2 separate regions of the Homo sapiens genome follow, and region 2 is linked to region 1. Evidence: chromatin contacts called from ENCODE Hi-C or POLR2A ChIA-PET data. All regions are on one chromosome and are shown on one strand. Each heading gives the region's core, a stretch centred on a gene start or an enhancer-like site at or near the end of the contact. The rest is flanking DNA. Distances are from core to core; before and after follow the strand shown.

Region 1 (6,620 bases), core at 1,232-3,731:
ATGCATCTGTGGTCTCAGCTACTTGAGAGGCTGAGGTGGGAGGATAACTTAAGCTTGAAAGGTTGAGGCTACACTAGGCTATGATGGCACCACTGCACTCAGCCTGGGCAAGACAGCGCAAGACCCTGTCTCAAAAAAAAAAATAGATACATACTACGTAGATAGATATATAGATAGTTAGAGTCGTAGGTAGATGGATGGATGGATGGATGGATGGATGGATGATGTATTCGTCCATTCTCATATTGCTATAAAGAAATACCTGAGACTGGGTAATTTATAAAGAAAAGAGGTTTAACTGGCTCACGGTTCTGCAGGCTGTACAGGAAGCAGGGTGCTGGCTTCTGGGGCGACCTCAGGGAACTTACAATCATGGCAGAAGGTGAAGAAGGAGCAGGCACGTCTTACATGGCAGGAACAGGAGCAAGAGAGAGTGAGGGGAGGGGAGAGGTGTCACACACTTTTAAATGACAGAGTCTCACGAGAACTTATTGTCACACTGTCACAAGAATAGCACAAAGGGGATGGTGTTAAAGCCAGAGATCCTCAACCTTTTTGGCACCAGGGACCAGTTTCATGGAAGACAGTTGGAAGGTGGCGGTTCCAGGATGATTCAAGAACATTACATTTACTGTGCACTATGATGCACTGTTGTTATATTATTACCACATTGTAATACATAATGAAATTATTATACAACTAGGCCGGACCCAAGGCGGCTCATGCCTGTAATCCCAGCACTGTGGGAGGCTGAGGCGGGCAGATCTCTTGAGGCCAGGAGTGTGAGACTAGCCTGGCCAACATGGTGAAACCCTGTTTCTACTAAAAAAAAAAAAAAAAAAAAAAAAAAAAAATTAGCCGGGCACAGTGGTGCAAGCCTACAGTCCTAGCTACCCAGGAGTTTGAGGCGGGAGAATCACTTGAACCCTGGAGGCGGAGGTGGCCGTGAGCTGAGATGGTGCCACTGCGCTCCAGCCTGGGTGACAGAGTGAGACGCTGTCTCAAAAATAAACGTATAAATAAAATAAAGACGACTCAGAAAACAAAATGGGGGAGGTATGGAGGGGAGCAGAGAGATAGAGAGAGGTGAAGTCCCTTGAGGGAGTACTGTTTGAGCAGACTAAAGGATAAAGAGCCAGATGTGCCTCCAGGGTGACATCCACACACCTGTCCAGATGACAAACACAGGTTCTCAGCCCCCACCGTCCACCTAGGATTCCTGAGCCCTCTCCTGCTGACACCTGGCAGGGTGCTGAGCCCATGAGCTCATGGGAAGAGAGGAGCCCATAGCCATGACCCCTTGCCCACCCGCTGGACACCCTGCCCTTCCTCTGGGGTTCCCAGATGCCCTGGCACAGTGCTACCTGGAGGAAAAGGAAGAGCGTCAGCCGGGGGCAGCCTCTGCCTTGCGGGCCAGCTGCTGGGATGGGAGACCTCCTTCCCAGCCCTCCCCCTTCCAGGGCAACCAGAGGAGCAGCTGGAAAGTTCCAGGCTCAGGAAATGCAAATAGATGAATGGAGGGAAGTGGACAGGGACACTACACCCATAGACTTGAGGCTGTCAGTCAAAAGTGCTGACCCTGGAGCCTGTCCCAGACCCTGTCCGCTGGGGAGTCAGGCTGAGAGCTGGGTGGCATTCTCGCTCCCCATCCACCCATATCTACACAAAGTCCAGCTCATTTTGCCTCTCGAATTCCCCCCCGAGTCACCCACTTTTCTCCCTCCTATGGCTGGGCCACTGTCCTGTCTTCCTGAATGACAGCATTGCCACCTTGCCAGCTTCCAGGATTATACCCTCTAACCATTCCTTCCATGCCCAGTTAAAGGGAGCTTTCTGAAACAAAGAGCAGACTTTGCCTCCCCTCCGCATAAAACTTCCCATGTCTCCCCATTGCCTTAGGGATAAAAGCTAAAGCTATGCCATTGGACCCAGACACAATGGCCTCTGTCTCTAGCTTCCCCCATTATAGCCACTTTCCCCTTTGGTTCTCCTTGCTGTGGATGAGTGCAATCACCTGTGGCCCTGTGCTTGTCCCAGGTCCTTCACATCCTTCAGGTATGTGCTGGGCACTGCTTCCTGAGGAAGCCTCCCTGGACTTCCAAGTCTGGGGCTCAGGGGCTGCTCACCTGGGCTCCAACTATCACACCTGCCATATTGCTTTGTGCTTACTGAATAATGCAGTGTGGGAAGGGAACTGCTGTGGCATGGCCCTGTGTGCCCTGATGAGTCTTCTGCAGGTGCAAGTGGTGAGCAGAGGTTGTCCACTGCACCATCTGTGTGAGTTCAGGTCACTGGCAGAGACAGGCAGGGTTAGCAATACGGGTGCCCGGCCCCTCGGCCAACGTGCCTAACACAGGTTCCCAGAGGCTGTGTCTCTCAACATGCCGTTAACAAAGCAGATGTTCTAAGGGGTTCTGCATGCTGCAGCCTCTGGGGGACAGTGTGTCACAGAGCCTTGCCTCACTGAGCCTCAGCTTCCTCATCTACAGAACGGGGCCAATAAAGCCAACAGGGCCTTCCTCCTTGGATGGTTGTGAAGATTGCATGAGATTAAATAAACTACATAGAAAGTGCTCAGAGAGGGGTGACCCCTCTTTTATGATTCATAACCAGTGCCAGAAGCCACGCCAGGACACATCTTGCCATTGGAAGTATGTAAAGTAATGGCACTGTGCTTCTGTGGACATCTCATTACGAGAATGTTCAGTTCTTGGGTTATATTAAGATGCGGTTTTCCTGTTGAAGCCTCTAAAGTCCCTTGTGGTTTCTCTGGGGTCCAACAGCCTGGATGCGAAAAAGAAAGAGCCCAGCCTGCTGCCCCACCCCGTGTTACTATGAGAATTGGGGAACCAGCCCCTGGGGACACAGATGCTATCACAAAGAGTCCCTGAATTGGCTTGCCACATTTAACGGATAAATATATAAGATACTCAGGTTCCTATATTTGATCTGGCAACCCTATTTCCAGAAGTGTGCTAGGTACTCTCACTTGTCTGAATAAGTAACATCTACTGCATATATATAGATCTATTTTTCTTTTTCTTTTCTTTTCTTTTTTTGAGACAGGATCTCACTCTATTGTCCAGGCTGGAGTGCAGTGGGGCAATCATAGCTCACTGCAGTGTCCACCTCCCAGGCTTAAAGGATCCTCCCATCTCAGTCTCCTGAGTAGCTAGGTCAACAGGTGGGCACCACCATGCCTGGCTAATTTCTAAATTTTTTGTAGAGACAGGATCTTGCTATGCTGCCCAGGCTGATCTTGAACTCCCGGGCTGAATTGATTCTCCTGCCTCAGCCTCCCAAAGTGCTGGGATTACAAGCATGAGCCACTGTGCCCAGCCTAATTATCTAATCTAAGCTTTTTGCCTACACACACACACACACACACACACACACACACACACACACACACGGAGAGAGAGAGACAGAGACAGAGAGGGAGAGAACTGAAAGAGGACCAAAAGAAGAATAAAGAAGAACAGTCCAGCTGGGTGCAGTGGCTCATGCCTGTAATCCCAGCACTTTGAGAGGCCGAGGCTGGAGGATCACTTGAGGTCAGGAGTTTGAGACCAGCCTGGCCAACACGGCGAAACCCCGTCTCTACTAAAAACACAAAAATTAGCTGGGCATGGTGGCATGCGCCTGTAATTCCAGCTACTCAGGAAGCTGAGGCAGGAGAATCACTTGAACCAGGGAGGCAGAGGTTGCAGTGAGCCGAGATCGTGCTATTGCACTTCAGCCTGGGTGACAGACGAAGACTCTATCACAAAAAAAGAAAAGACAAAAGAAACAGTTAAAATGTTTCTTACAACGCTAAATATACATTTGTCATAGCACCCAGAAATTCTATTCCTATGTATTTTACCAAGATAAATGAAAGCATATTCACATTGAAGTCTTGACATAAATGTTTGTAGTGATATTATTCATAATTGCCAAGAAAATATACAATTTGGCCGGGTGCAGTGGCTCACGCCTGTAATCCCAGCACTTTGGGAGGCCAAGGTGGGAGGACCACGAGGTCAAGAGATTGAGACCATCCTGGCCAACATGGTGAAAACCTGTCTTTAAAAATACAAAAATTAACTGGGCGTGGTGGCACGCACTTGTAGTCCCAGCTACTCGGGAGGCTGAGGCAGGAGAATCGCTTGAATCTGGGAGGCAGAGGTTGCAGTGAGCCGAGATTGTGCCACTGCTGGGAGACAGAGACTCCCTCTCAAAGAAAAATAAAAAAGAAAGAAAGAAAAAGAAATGCCACTTGAGGTGGCCACCTGTTGTCCAGCTACTCAGGAGGCTAAGGTGGGAAGATCGCTTAAGCCCCTGAGAGGTTGAGGTTACCGTGGGCTGAAATTGTGCCATTGCACTCCAGCCTGGGTGACAGAGGGAGACCCTGTCCCCCGACCCCCCCAAAAAAAAGAAGAAAGAAAAGAAAAGAAAAAAGAAAATATTAGAAATCATGTAGACAAATTAAGACTGTAGAATTTCATAAATACATGTTCTAATTTCCAATATAATTTCAACTACAGTAAGATGATAATCAGATACATTCCTTTTGGTGGTTGCTATTGCCGCACTCTTAGATATGAAGTGAACAGCTCCCTGAAATTCGCACTCTCTGGGCTTCTGGGAACTATATTTTCATCATTCTTTGGCTCCCGTCTGTGCTTTTCTGAGACATGCCTGTTCACACCCTTTCTTTCTCTTTTTTTCTTTTCTTGCTTTTTCTTCTTCTTTTTTTTTTTTTGAGACAGAGTCTCCCTCTGTTGCCCAGGCTGGAGTGCAATGGCGCGATCTCAGCTCACTGACGCAACCTCTGCCTCCCAGGTTCAAGCGATTCTCCTGCCTCAGCCTCCCAAGTAGCTGGGTCTGTAGGTGCCCACCACCTGCCCAGCTAATTTTCACCATGTTGGCCAGTCTGGTCTCGAACTCCTGACCTCAACTGATCCACCTGCCTCAGCCTCCCAAAGTGCTGGGATTACAGGCATGAGCCACCAAGCCCGGCCCCAAATTCTTAATTTTCTATTTCTGTTGTGTTTTTTTCTTATCAATGTGTGAAATCTCTTTGCATATAAAGGTACCAACCCTTCTCAGGCAACCAATTCATCTTTCTTTATTGCTTTTGTATATACTTCCCTGATAATTTATAAAATTATTCTGTTAGTTATATTTATTTTTATTATAAGATTTTTAACAGATGTTTATATAGTTTTTTGTTTGTTTCGTTTTGTTTTGTTCTGTTTTGTTTTTGAGACAGGGTCTTGTTCTGTCACCCAGGCTGGAGTGTGGTGGTGAGATCTCAGCTCACTGAAACCTCTGCCACCAGGGTTCAAGTGATTCTCCTGCCTCAGCCTTCCGAGTAGCTGCAATTATAGGTGCCCACCACCACACCCAGTTAATTTTTGTATTTTTAGTAGAGACAAGGTTTCTGCATGTTGGCCAGGCTGGTCTCTAACTCCTGGCCTCAAGTGATCCACCTGCCTCAGCCTCCCCAAGTGCTGGGATTACAGGCATCAGCCACTGCACCCGGCCACGTTTATATAGATTTTTATGTATTAAGTATTTCTGTGGTTTCATTCATAGCTTCTGGGTTTTCTGTCTTAGTTAAAACACACACACAACAATTTCAAAAAAAGCATGTTTTCAACCCTCAATTGTAAAAATAGCCTTGTAAATTCCTTCTATGATCTGTATTGGTTTATTGTTCACATTTCATCTTTAACCCAACTGAAATTATGTTGTTTTCTGCAGCACAGGAATATTTCACTCTGCCACGTCTCTGTCAAAAGTGGGAGAAAAGGCCAGGTGTGGTGACTCACATTTGTAATCCCGGCACTTTGGGAGGCCGAGGAGGAAGGATCACTTGAGGCCAGGAGTTTGAGACCAGCCTGGCCAACACAGTGAGACTACTCCAAGAAAAAAATAAGCGTGGTAGAAGGAAGGGCAAACCCGTGTCTCACACCCCATGGCCCTCACTAACTCAGGCTGCTGCCTGGCCCCTGTAAGCCTTCCGGCTTTCCACAAGGGTCGGTTTTTTTTCCTGTTTTGCTTTCTGTGGTCTTTCTGGCCAGAGGAGAAGCCATGGGGAAGTGCTGCCCCCACGTGGCCATCTCCATGATAGCAGCTAAGGCTGGAAGAAAAAGGCTTTTTGTTGTTGTTGTTTGAGATGGAGTCACTAGGCTGGATTGCAGTGGTACGATCTTGGCTCACTGCTATCTCTGGCTCCCAGGTTCAAGCGATTCTCCTGCCTCAGTCTCCCGAGTAGCTGAGACTACAGGCGTGTGCTACCATGCCCGGCTAATTTTTGGATTTTTAATAGAGACGGGGTTTCACCATATTGGCCAGGCTGGCCTTGAACTCCTGACCTCACGATCCGCCTGCCTCGGCCTCCCAGAGTGCTAGGATTACAGGCATGAGCCACCGCACCTGGCCAAGGCATCTTTTAAAGCTGAAAGCAAAATAGGTTCACAGGCCCCTGCTTAAAACCCTCCAGGGGCGGCTGATGCCTGTAATTCCAGCATTTTGGGAGGCCGAGGTGGGAGGATCACTTGAGCCCAGGAGTTTGAGATCAGCCTGAGCAATATAGCGAGACCCTGTCTCTACAAAAAATAAAATAAGGCCGG
Region 2 (7,001 bases), core at 1-2,500, 340 kb after region 1:
TAAACATACTAGAGTATACTGCGGCGTGTTTTCTGTCTACCCATGTCATGGTGGGGGAGATTTATCTCCGTACATGTGGGTGTCGCCATGTGTGCCCTGTCACTATCTGTGGCTGGGTGAACGGCTGTGTCATTATGAGTGTGCCGAGTTATGCCACCCTGTGTGCTCAGGGCACATGCACACAGACATTTATCTCTGCACTCACATTTTGTGACTTATGAAGATAAATAAAGTCAAGGGAAAACAGCGTCGCTATGGGACCTGTTACTGGGGCAAGGGGAGGGGTTTTGGGACCTGGGGAGAGGGAGAGTCTGCACGTGACAATGACCCCGGGGCACCAGGGTGGGCGAGACTGAGTGCCCTGCGTGAGTACCTGTGCATCTGTGAATGAGTAACTCATTCCCTGTGTCTTCCCTGTGTCCCAGAGTGGGTGCCCCTGAGCATACAACATCTCCCTGAGTGTACCTGGGACCACGGATATATACAAGCCCTAAGCGTGTACCCACGTGTGTAATTGTGCCCGTGAGTGTATCTATGCCATTGAGCATGTATCCATGAGTGTACATGACCCTAAGGTACTATGTCCACCGCTCATGCATGCACTTGATTTGTTGTTGTTGTTGTTTGTTTTTGTTTTTTTGAGACAGGGTCTCGCTCTATCACCCAGGCTGGAGGGCAGTGGTACGATCATGACTCATTGCAGCCTCGACCTCCTGGGCTCAGGCGATCCTCTTGCCTCCGCCTCCCGAGTAGATGGGATTACAGGTTCACACCACCACACCTGGCTAATTTTTTTTAAAGAAGTGGGAGTCTAGCTATGTTGTCCAGGCTGGTCTCAAACTCCTGGCCTCAAGTGATTCTCCCACCTCCGCCTCCGAAAATGCTGGGGTTACAGGCGGGAGCCACCGCGGGCCACATGGATGCACTTGAGACAATTGAACCCATCCCCAAGGACATAGGAGTGCCTGGAAAAGCCAACAGGTGTGTCCATGTGCAAGGGTATACATTGGCCCATTGTCATACGTGCGCCCTGAGCAGGTGACTAGGCCTGCAAGCGTCCCCTCCAGCGTGGGCCACCCAGAGCCAGCGAGACCCTGGCCACGCGCGGAGCAGCCATCACGGCCGTGGGCCACGTCCCTGGGTCCGGCTCCGCGGACTCGCGCGCCCCCCTGCGGCCGCTCTCAGGCACCGCTGCGCGCGCCCCGCCCACACGCCTGGCCCGTCGAGCGCCTGCGCACGCAGCGCCTTTTACGGCGCCGTAAAGCAGCTCGGCCGAGCAGACTGCTGCGGTTCCTGGTGAGACCCTACCCACCCCCCTGCCCGCGCCGGGCCTCGTCCGCTCCCCGGCCCCTTCCCCGCGGGCGTGTGGGTCCCGGGCTGGGGTCTCGGCGTCCGCGATCCCGAGCCCGCTCGCTTCGGCCCCCCTCAGGAGGCTGCGAGGAGGGTGGGTTTCTCCCCAGTGTAGAGGTACGGGGCGAGGGTCGCGGGGCCCTGACCCTACGGCAGTTCAGCTCACTTCAGCCCCCATCGCAGCCCGGTGGTGGGGTCTTAACGATCCCTCTCCCATCTCGCGCGCCCAGGGCCCTCGCCACGGACGGATCTGCATGCTGGGGCGGGGGCGGCCCGGAGCCCCTGGGACACCCCTCCCCGCTGGTTCTCCCACCTCCCACGCAGACCTCGTTGGGGTCGGCTTAGCATCCACACACCTCCCCATGCATGGTGGGGGCGGGTTCTCAGCTGCCCCTCCGATCCCGTCTCGGCGCCCGCTCCCCACCCCATTTCTCTTCAGGAGCCCCCTACCCCATCTCCCTCTCCCCGCACCGACAGCTGATGGGAGGACCACAGTTGCTCAGCATCCAGCTTCCTTTCTGGAGAGCACGGGGGTGGGAGGCTCCCAACACCTCTGGGCCCCTCCTCCCAGCCTTCAGAACCCAGGCCCATCCGCGTCTCAAAGGACGAAGGGTTCCTGCGTGACACATCGGAGCTGCCTGCCTGAGGGCTTGGGGTTGGGGGTTACCCGCCCCTCCTGCCTGGCCCCACGGATCCCCCCTGTTAAAGCCCCCAACCCTCCTGGCTTTTGGTCTTGACACGCTCCTACCCCACTCCCACCCTCCACCCCCTTTACTCTGGCTTTCCGCAGGGGGCCGGCAGGAAAGTTCCCGAGGGTCGTCTGTGCTGGAGCGCAGGGCGGGGCAGGAGCGACTGCCCATATCCCCTCGTGGTGCCTCATCTTTGTCACCTCCCTGCCCTAGATCTGACGCCCCTCCCCCCATACACTAGTTTTCTAGTTACTCCTGTAGGTGGCGGAGCGGGCAGGAAGGCGCTTTCGCAATTGAACCGTCTGCATGCCCGAGGGTTGGGTGGTTTCGGCCTCCTCTTCTGTTCCCCCTCGTGTCTCTCCTCCCACCTTGTCCCCACTCCCGCTAGCCCGCTGCCTGCCGAGGGTATAAGACTCCCCCCTCCCTTGATTTATCTGGTTACGTGTAATCGAGGCGTGTTTTACGCGCATCTCTTTGCAAGTGGGAAGTCGGCACTGGAGCACACAACAGTGGCATGGGTCGAGGGTGTCCCAGGGCCCCTCGCGGTTCTCCCTCCTTTCCTCCCGGCCTGCTCCCCTTCCCATTGCCCCTGACACCTGCACTTCCTGGTCTCCCCGCAGGGTGGCGGCGGCATGGAGGCGCGCTTCACGCGCGGGAAGTCGGCGCTGCTGGAGCGCGCGCTGGCGCGGCCGCGCACCGAGGTGAGCCTGAGCGCCTTCGCACTGCTGTTCTCCGAGCTGGTACAGCACTGCCAGAGCCGCGTCTTCTCCGTGGCCGAGCTGCAGTCGCGCCTGGCCGCGCTGGGCCGCCAGGTGGGCGCGCGCGTGCTGGATGCGCTGGTGGCGCGCGAAAAGGGTGCCCGGCGTGAGACCAAGGTGCTAGGCGCGTTGCTCTTCGTCAAGGGCGCCGTGTGGAAGGCGCTCTTCGGCAAGGAGGCGGACAAGCTGGAGCAGGCCAACGATGACGCGCGCACCTTCTACATCATCGAGCGCGAGCCGCTCATCAACACCTACATCTCCGTGCCCAAGGAGAACAGCACGCTCAACTGCGCCAGCTTCACGGCGGGCATCGTGGAGGCGGTGCTCACACACAGCGGCTTCCCTGCCAAGGTCACGGCGCACTGGCACAAGGGCACCACGCTCATGATCAAGTTCGAGGAGGCAGTCATCGCTCGAGACCGGGCCCTGGAGGGCCGCTGACCCTGCCGGAGATAAAGGATACAGAGAGCCCCTCCCCACGTGTGTCTTGTGTCTTGTGTGGCGGCCTTAGATCCACTCAGTACCTTGAGCCACAGCCCTGCCCCAGGCTGGGGAGGGAGGCCAGGTCCGAATGTGTTTACAGTAGAGTGGGGGCGGGTCTGGCCATAGGGTTGGGGGGTTGAGTGAGACCAGGAGTGGTGGGGAGAAATAAACCCGGCAAAAGGAGTTGGTGGGAAATGCTGGCAGGTTCTGGAATCACGGTTGGAGGCTGTCTGCAGGCTGGAGGGGGCATGGGGTCCTGGGAGACGCATCAGGCTGAGACAGACGCCTTTAGACTGGGGGTGGGCAAACTGCGCAAAGTGCCAGATGGGCAATATTTTATGCCATGTGGTCTTTATTATTATTTTTTTTATTTGTTGAGATAGAGTCTTGCTCTGTCGCCCAGGCTGGAGTGCAGTGGCACCATCTCACCTCACTGCAAACCTCCACCTTGGGTTCACGTGATTCTCCTGCCTCAGCTTCCCAAGTAGCTGGGATTACAGGTGCCTCCCACCACACCCGGCTAATTTTTGTATTTTTAGTAGAGATGGGGTTTCACCATGTTGGTCAGGCTGGTCTCGAACTCCTCATCTCAGGTGATCCGCCCACTTCAGCCTCCCAAAGTGCTGGGATTACAGGCGTGAGCCACTGCTGTGCCGCCATGTGCTCTTGCCCCATTACTCCGCTGATGTACTGAATGCAACCACAGACAACATGTAAAGGAGTGGGTGTCACCGTGTGCCTAGAAAACAGGCAGAGGGAGATTGTTTGCCTTCTTCCCTCATTTATTATATTTTTCAGAGACAGGGTTTTGTTCTGTCGCCCAGGCTGGAGTGCAGTGGCAGCATCTCGGCTTCGGCTCACTGCAAGCTCCGCCTCCCGGGTTCATGTCATTCTCCTGCCCCAGCCTCCCGAGTAGCTGGAACTACAGGTGCCCACCACCACACCTGGCTAATTTTTCGTATTTTTAGTAGAGACGGGGTTTCACCATGTTAGCCAGGATGGTCTCGATCTCCTCACCTCGTGATCTGCCCACCTCGGCTTCCCAAAGTGCTGGGATTACAGGCGTGAGCCATGGCGCCCAGCCATGCCCAGCTAATTTTTAAAAAATTTTTGTAGAGATGGGGGCTCTTATTAGGTTGCCCAGGCTGGTCTCAAACTCTTGGCCTCAAGCAATCCTTCCACCTTGGCCTCCGTAAGTGCTGGGGTTACAGGCGTGAGCCAAATCAAAGTGTGTTCTGTAGATCAGCAGTAGCAGCATCAACTGGGAGTTGGTCCATAATGCAGTCTCAGGCCCACCCCAGAGCTGCTGAATCTGAGGGTGCATTTTAGCGAGGCCCCCAGGGGATTCCTGGGGACCTTAGATTGAGATGCAGGCTTTAGGGTATCAGAATCACCAGGAGGGGCCACGTGCGGTGGCTCACGCCTGTAATCCCAGCACTTTGGGAGGCTGAGGCAGGTGGATCACCTGAAGTCAGGAGTTCGAGACCAGCCTGGCTAACATGGCAAAACCCCGTCTCTACTAAAAATAGAAAACATTAGCCGGGTGTGGTGGCACATGCCTGTAATCCCAGCTACTTGGGAGGCTGAGGCAGGAGAATCGCTCCAACCCGGGAGGTGGAGGTTGCAGTGAGCCGAGATTGCACCATTGCACTCCAGCCTGGGCAACAAGAGCGAAACTCCATCTAAAAAACAAAAAGGTCAGGCGCGGTGGCTCACGCCTATAATCCCAGCACTTTGGGAGGCCGAGGCAGGCGGATCACGAGGTCAGGAGTTCGAGCCAGCCTGGCCAATATGGTGAAACCCTGTCTCTACTAAAAATACAAAAATTAGCTGGGCATGGAGGTGCATTCCTGTAGTCCCAGCTACCTAATTTTTTGTATTTTTAGTAGAGATGAGGTTTCACTGTGTTGGCCAGTCTGGTCAATACTTTAAAGTTAATTTTAAAGTCCAGGATGATACAAACACATTTCCCTTGTTAAAAAAATTTTAAAATAAGTGGGGTGCAGTGGTGCACACCTGGAGTCCCAGCTATTCAGGAGGCCGAGGCAGAAGGATCGCTTGAGGCCAGGGGTTGGTGTCCAGCCTGGGCAACATAGTGAGACCTTGTCTAAAAGAATTTGAAATAAGGCCAGGCGTGGCGACTTATGTCTGTAATCCCAGCACTTTGAGAGGCCGAGGTGGGCAGATCACTTGAGGCCGGAAGTTTGAGACCAACCTGGTCAACATGGCAAAACCCATCTTTACTAAAAATACAAAAATTAGCTGGGCGTGGTGGCAGGCACCTGTAATCCCAGCTACTTGGGAGGCTAAGGCAGGAGGATCACTTAAACCTGGGAGGCGGAGGTTGAAGTGAGCCAAGATCACACCACTGGCACTCCAGCCTGAGCAACAGAGTGAGACCCTGTCTTAAAAAAGAAAAAAAAAGTAATGTATTACACCTCAGGCAATTTTCCTTTCCCTTTTTGTTCACCACACTTGGTTCCTGATAACTCCTCCTCTCCCCCAAGGAAAGTTCTTCCAGATTTTTTGGGGGAACCATGATCCAATCTTCCCTGCTTCCTTTCCACCGCCCCCCAGAATGTGAACAGACAGGTCTGTTCAGAAAAGGAACTGCAGGGACTGTCAGCTGGGCTCCCCTCACTGGTTATGAGAAGGGCCAAAGGGGTCGGTGTCACCTCTAGATTTGTTTAGGATGCTCTGTTGGACTGCCTGGTGGACCAGGGCTGAGGGCTTGGTCAGGGCAGTCTCAGCCATCCTAGCAAGAGGCATTGAGCAGGGTGGGCTTCAGCACACTGGGGAGAAGGTGGCGTCTCTAGGATGAATGAAACCATTGAGCAACCACCACACATAGCCCCAGGGCTGATCCTGGAATAGCTGTTGGCTGTTGGAGGTGGAGGGAGGCGCCGGGAGAGGGCTTGGGCAGGATGATAGCCTGAATCTGGAATGAGGGGGAGGCGTCTAGGGGGCCAGCAGATGCACAGGTCTTGGGGTTTGGGGTCTGGAGTTCTGGAGGGAGGTCTGGGCGTCTGCACAGACACAGAAACCACAGTCCTGGATGGGGGACGGAGGGAGGGGAACATGGTGTCTGAGAAGCTGGATTTCAGAGCAAAATGCAGGACGCTTTGGGCTAAGCAGCCCCAGGCAGGTCCTCTGAGACCCTGGCGAGAGGGGCTTCCAGGGCCGGCCAGGGCAGGGGCCATTCTTCTGTCCAGAGGCGGGGCTGTGAGGGATGTCAGAGAAATCGGGAGGGAGGAAGAGGGGCTGCGGGAATTTGTAAGCTGGGAGTGCAGGGCCCAGGGTCTGTTCCCACGCCCCATCCCCACCGGCCACCGAGGGTGAGTTAGGGGGCTTGAGGAGAAGGGAAAACGTTTGAACAAGCTGTAGGGTTATGAGGCTGGGCCCGGGGTTGGGGCAAGGGAGGATGAAGAGAAAGAAGAGCCTGTGGTTCGGCAGCTTCTGATCACAGCAGCTCTAACTTACGGTGCTCTGGGCTGCAAGGAAGGTCTTCCCCTGGACCCTCCAGGTGGGTGGGTGAGAGGAAGAGGAGGAGGAGGAGCCAGGCACCAGCCCTTGGTGAGCTGGGCAAGCAGCATCAGCTCATTTCACAGGCAGGTTCCAAAAGAAGTCATGTGCCCATGGTCACACAGATTAATTATTATTATTATTATTATTTAGAGATGGAGTCTCACTCTGTCGCCCAGGCTGGAGTGCAGTGGTGCGA

The links. Hi-C counts contacts between places; a loop is a spot of excess contacts on that map. ChIA-PET counts read pairs that join two places held with the same protein, here RNA polymerase II (POLR2A). Pooled maps may share reads with other maps.
Region 2: a loop to region 1 is called in a pooled map, with 7 times the contacts of the local background. The contact joins the promoter of TRAPPC5 here to the enhancer-like site in region 1. A Hi-C loop is called at or near these places in 1 of 168 maps with a recorded cell type or tissue (CD8-positive, alpha-beta T cell), 3 of 37 single-sample maps with no recorded cell type and 4 of 50 pooled maps. POLR2A ChIA-PET finds 5 or more read pairs at or near these places in 2 of 52 experiments (BJ and MCF 10A).

What each region holds. Positions count from the first base shown.
Region 1 is chr19:7,335,175-7,341,794 of GRCh38, forward strand. No RefSeq gene overlaps it. Among named protein-coding and RNA genes, the nearest start is that of ARHGEF18, 10 kb to the right of the region's middle. RefSeq lists enhancers at 2,487-2,596, 5,998-6,107, 6,168-6,237. Within about 2 kb of position 2,482, at least 12 of the 41 ENCODE cell types and tissues checked have a DNase peak (open chromatin) inside an H3K27ac peak, as active enhancers do; they include CD8-positive, alpha-beta T cell, where a contact is called at or near this core.
Region 2 is chr19:7,679,583-7,686,583 of GRCh38, forward strand. It overlaps TRAPPC5 (trafficking protein particle complex subunit 5), which reads left to right and starts at 1,251. Exons shown (of 2, transcript NM_001042462.2): 1 at 1,251-1,296; 2 at 2,660-7,001. The coding sequence starts at 2,672. The coding sequence ends at 3,238. MCEMP1 (mast cell expressed membrane protein 1) reads left to right here. Exons shown (of 7, transcript NM_174918.3): 7 at 1-247. RefSeq lists silencers at 956-1,515, 2,481-2,775, 5,327-5,509.